Regions from separate parts of the Homo sapiens genome. Here region 1 is linked to region 2. Evidence: read pairs that join two places in POLR2A ChIA-PET (ENCODE). Cell type or tissue: PC-9. All regions are shown on one strand. Region 1 has its middle 1.4 kb from the start of DGCR6. Region 2 overlaps CLTCL1 (clathrin heavy chain like 1).

Evidence for each region. Peaks named below come from ENCODE experiments on the same cell type or tissue, not always from the same donor. Only the 100,000 strongest peaks of a DNase experiment are listed, where the experiment ranks them.
Region 1: POLR2A ChIA-PET joins it to region 2 with 15 read pairs; 3 of 35 experiments call an interaction of 5 or more read pairs at or near these places.

Annotation. Positions count from the first base shown.
Region 1 is chr22:18,903,653-18,906,152 of GRCh38, reverse strand. No RefSeq gene overlaps it. Among named protein-coding and RNA genes, the nearest start is that of DGCR6, 1.4 kb to the left of the region's middle. RefSeq lists enhancers at 1-365, 366-904, 1,022-1,879, 1,880-2,500 and a silencer at 1,253-1,436. In PC-9, no CTCF peak of the experiment used is centred here; no DNase peak of the experiment used is centred here.
Region 2 is chr22:19,183,849-19,186,348 of GRCh38, reverse strand. All of the region lies in intron 29 of CLTCL1 (clathrin heavy chain like 1), which reads left to right. Among named protein-coding and RNA genes, the nearest start is that of SLC25A1, 6.4 kb to the right of the region's middle. In PC-9, no CTCF peak of the experiment used is centred here; a DNase peak (open chromatin) is centred at 1,148.

The DNA of each region.
Region 1 (2,500 bases), 280 kb after region 2:
TGGCTGCAAGGAGGGTTTCGCTCAGCTGAGGCTCATACCTTCCTGCTCCCCGGGCCACTTTAGAGGCGAGACTCCGTCGCCTGGATATCGCAGGACCATGTAGAATCCCACCGGCCCTTGCTGAGTCATTGCGGGCTGAGGTCCGGGCTCCGCGCCGGCGCGCCTGCGAGGTGGACTGTCCCGGTCACCGGCCTTCCCAGAGGGAGGGGTCTCGGGCCAGAGCCCACAGGACCTGGGTCTAAGGCACCATCGCGGCCGAGCAGTGGTGTTGGGGTCTGTCTGCGTCCTCTCTGCCCCCGGAGTGAGACAGACAAGACCACCCTAGAGCCTCTGGGCCAGGAGAGTTGGAACCGGAGTCCCCATCTGGGCCTGCCGTGGTCGCCCCGGGGTGCCCAGCCCCCAGCCGGAACCGCGAGCCCAGACTGCCCTCTCCCCGCTCCCCAGACCAGCTGCTGGGCCGGGGCTGGGGAGCTTCTGGTGGCTGGTGTGGGCGGCAAGCCACCCAGGCGCTGAGGCAAGAGACCGAGGACACGAGCTGTTCCAGTATAATAAAATATAAAACAAGAATAGTTATACCAGATATAGATCTTAGATATGATTATATATGAATATCAATAATCATTAGTTGGTAGCAATTACTCTTTATTCCAGTATTATAATAATCCTCACTCTATAATCATAACCTAGGAAAAACCAGGCCATACAGAGATAGGAGCTAAGGGGACACAGTGAGGGGTGACCAGAAGACAAGAGTGCGAGCCTTCTGTTATGCCCAGACAGGGCCACCAGAAGGGCTCCTTGGTCTAGCGGTGACGCCAGCGTCTGGGAAGATGCCCGTTGCCAGGTGGGCCGTGGTCTAGCGGTAGTGAAAAGTGTCAAGGAACAACACCTGCTACTTAGCAGACCGGGAAAGGGAGGCTCCTTTTCCCCGGGGGAGTTTAGAGAAGACTCCGCTCCTCCACCTCTTGTGGAGGGCCTGACATGAGTCAGGCTTGCCTGCAGTTATCCGGAGGCCTAACCATCTCCCTGTGATGCTGTGCTTCAGTGGTCCCGCTCCTAGTCTGCCTTTATTATGCCTAGTCATCCTGTACACCTGGCTCTGCCTTCTAGCTAGCAGTAGTCAATTAGTGAAAGTACTAAAAGTCTCTGATATGCAGAAATAATGGCATAAGCTATCTTTCTCTCTGTCTCCTCTCCCTCTCTGCCTCGGCTGCCAGGCAGGGAAGGGCCCCCTGTCCAGTGGACACGTGACCCACGTGACCTTGCCTATCATTGGAGATGACTCACACTCTTTACCCTGCCCCTTTTGCTTTGTATCCAATAAATAACAGCGCAGCCAGACATTCGGGGCCACTACCGGTCTCCGCGCTTTGGTGGTAGTGGTCCCCCGGGCCCAGCTGTCTTTTATCTCTTTGTCTTGTGTCTTTATTTCTACACTCTCTCGTTGCGGCACACGGGGAGAGACCCACCGACCATGTGGGGCTGGTCCCTACAGGCTGGGGCTGAACCGGCTAGGAACACGTTTTAATAGGAGGGGTTCGGGTGGAGGAATGGCTCCTGCAAAGGCCCTGCCAGAGTCAGGTCAGGTGGATGGGCGAGAGGACCAGTGTGGCCAGGCTGCGGAAGCCAGCACAGGAGACAAGGGCGGGTGCTGTGCATTACAGAGGCTGCTGGGGGCTTGTCCAAAGAGCAGCAGGGGGCACGGAAGGGCTTGGGGACGCAGACACGATCAGACTTGCATTTCACCAGGCATTCTTTAGCTGCCTGCGGTGCTAAAGAATGGGTGGCTGGGCTGTGTGAGATGACCCTGCTTTGACCAGGTTAGGAATTATGACTGGTTTCCAGAGAGAACATTGGTTAGCAGTTGGCTATGGGGGAGAGGGGGGCATTGAGCCAACTGGGGTCCCCCTGAAGTGCCAGCAAAGTCTCTGGTTTTCTCCAGGATCTGTTTCCTCAGTCCCTGGCAGGATTGGCTCCCCTGCAAGCCATGTCTTTGTGATCCCTTCCAGACAGAAACCAGGAGTGAATAAAGTGAATAATGACAACAAGCGCTCAGGCCACTGCCGTGGAGGGCGGTCCACAACCCAGAGCTGGTCATGCGCCGGGCACCCTGGCCTCCAGGTCCCTCGGAATGGCAGGAGCTGGAGGTGGGATTCGAGATTGTGGGAGCTGAGTCTGTAGTGAGTGACCAGGAGCCAGCTGGGGCTGGGCTTGGTCACTGTCACCTCCCCCGGAGGTGGTGAGTGGGATGAGTAGCTGGGTGAAGATGCCTGCCTGTTTCACCAGTGTCCCTGCCCTCAGTCCCCCAGTCCATGAAGGGTGTCTGTGTGGAGACTGGGAGCATATAGGGCAGCCCCACGTGATGATATGTCTGTGGCCAGCTGGGCAACACTGTCGCCAGCTCCGGGGTCTGCCAGGTCTGCCAGGTGGGGTGGGGGCTGTGAGCCACAGCAGCAGCAGACCAGGCCTGGGTTTGGACACCTGCTCCTCTGCCTTGTCC
Region 2 (2,500 bases):
CATCTCCCCGCGGGGGTGAGGTGGAGTTGTACAAGAGGGCCCTTGTGGGTGCTGTGTGATGCAGCTGAGCCAATTCCCAAGGGCTCCTTGTGCCCAAAGACTCTGGACTTGACCTGAGGGTGTTACTTACGGAGTTGGCCTTAGGCATTCCTGAGTATCTTCACAGGACACATGGATACTTGCCACTTCCTGTCCCGCACAGGGGCCTCATTCTCATGGCTCCTGGTCTGCGGCTGTTGGCTCAGACTCCGTGGAGGCCTCTGATGCCTGCATCAGTGTTGCATTGAGTTTCACCCTAAGTTGTCACCTCCAGTGTTCTGGACTGTTCTGTGACATATCCTAGCCCTTGGTGACAGTGCTTGTGATCCTTCCTGAGGTGCCCACAGGGCCCCTGCAGAGGGAATGGAGAGGAAAAGCTGCTGAGGCTCTGAGACCGCACCTGGAGGTCTCTGGACCTGGCTGCTGGGAGGAGACAGCTGGGCTCAGACGCACCTGAGGGAAGGCTGCCCTCGGCTGGCTGATCACAGCCATTCTGTCCTACCCATGTGGTCCCTGTCAGGGGCTTAAACACACAGCCTCCTCAACACTCAGGCAGTGATGAGTGAGCAGGGCCATCAGTGCTGCCAGAGGCCTACTGGCCTTGCCAGCCACCCACTCCGAGCCACGTGGGCCCAGAAGAGAGTCCAGAGGACAAAGCCACAGATAGAAAGTGGCCGAGCACAGGGCCGGGCGCGTTGGCTCATGCCTGTAATCCCAGCACTTTGGGAGGCCGAGGCGGGCGGATCACAGGATCAGGAGATCGAGACCATCCTGGCTAACATGGTGAAACCCCATCTCTACTAAAAATACAAAAAAGTAGCTGGGCGTGGTGGCAGGAGCCTGTAGTCCCAGCCACTCAGGAGGCTGAGGCAGGAGAATGGCGTGAACCCAGGAGGCAGAGCTTGCAGTGAGCAGAGATCACGCCACTGCACTCCAGCCTGGGTGACAGAGCGAGACTCCGTCTCAAGAAAAAAAAAAAAAAAGAAAGTGGCCGAGCGCGCTTCCCCCAGAACAGTGGCTGTCAGCCAGGAATGACTGTGACCCCAGGGAATGTTTGGTTGTCACAGCTTAGGGCGTGGTGCTGTGTATAGGCCGTAGAGGCAGGGATGGGGCCCACAAGCCCCAGTGCACAGGCGGCTCCCCAGACCTCCCAAGGTCAGCACTGCCACTGGAGGAGCCTGCCCTGAGGCCAGAGCTGAAGCCTCCTGGAGTCTTCCTGGAGGAGTGGCCAGGTCACAGCGTGTCCAGTCAGGGCAAAGCCAGCTAGCAACAGAAAACTGTATTTCCAGATGACAGAAGTAGCATTTAAATGAAAGTTCGGTCAGTGGGGCCCTCCCACACCCACCAGTGAAGAGCAGGGGCCTGCGGAAGTACAGGTGTAGACTGGAGAGCTGGACACAGGGATGGGGACCAGGATGAAGCCTCCCTGAGAGTGGCATGGGCCGGGGAGGTGATGAGAGAGGAGGGTGTGGGAGAGCCTGACTCGAGCTGGGCTCCAGGCCGCAGGAGCGGGACACTGACTGGGAGCTTCCTGGGGGCTGCTTCTACTGGAAGTCCTCTGGGAAGGCAGTGAGACAGTCCCCAAGGCCCACAGAGGAGGAACAGAGCAGGGCCCACTTTAGGCACATGTGGAAGACAAGTCAGCAAGGGTAGGCTGGGCCGGTGGAGGGCACGGCAGGGAGACAGATGAGCGGGCGTCACAGGTCCTCAAAGCGGAGACCCAAAGGCACCTGGAGCTCTCACCTGAGGGTCAGAATCCTGGTGCCTTTGTAGGAACAGTGTGGGTCAGGAGGCAGCGATCGATGAGCAGCATGCCAGCGGGGGAGACTTCTTTCCGGAGCCAGCTCAGCACATCGGGTCCATGCAGATGTGGGCACTGGGCGTCCTCAGGGGTCTCCCAAACGGAACTCAGAGGTGTGTGCTGCAGGCGATGGCAGGCATGCAGAGCTGGGACCGCCACAGGGTATCCCTGGAGAGCACAGGTCACAGTCAGTGGATCATGGCCAACTCCAGGTGGAGTGGCCCTGGGCAAGTGACTACATCTGGGTCTCAGGTTCCTGGTCTCTGAATGGGGTACTAATAGCCCCTGCCATAGAAGGAATCAGGTGATCCAGTGCCTGCTGTGGAGCTAGAAAATAGAGAATGGCCACAGAAAGTGCAGGCTTCTTCAGGACTGGTCAGGTGCAGGTGTTATTTTGTCAATGATATTGTCTTAGACAAATACATTTGCAAGGATGAAAATAGCAGTTAGGGGTTTTTGAGCCACTTGAAAGAAAAACACATTGCTGTTTCTAGAGCAGTAGCCGTACCCCTCCTAACTGCTCCCCTGGTGTCACACGCTCCATGGACCTGAGTGCAGCACCTCTGCAGCAGCCCCACAACCCCCAAACTCCCATCAGTGCCTTCCTCAGAGCAGCCTGTGCACGCCCTCTGCCCTCGGGGCTAGAGTTCCTGTCTCCCA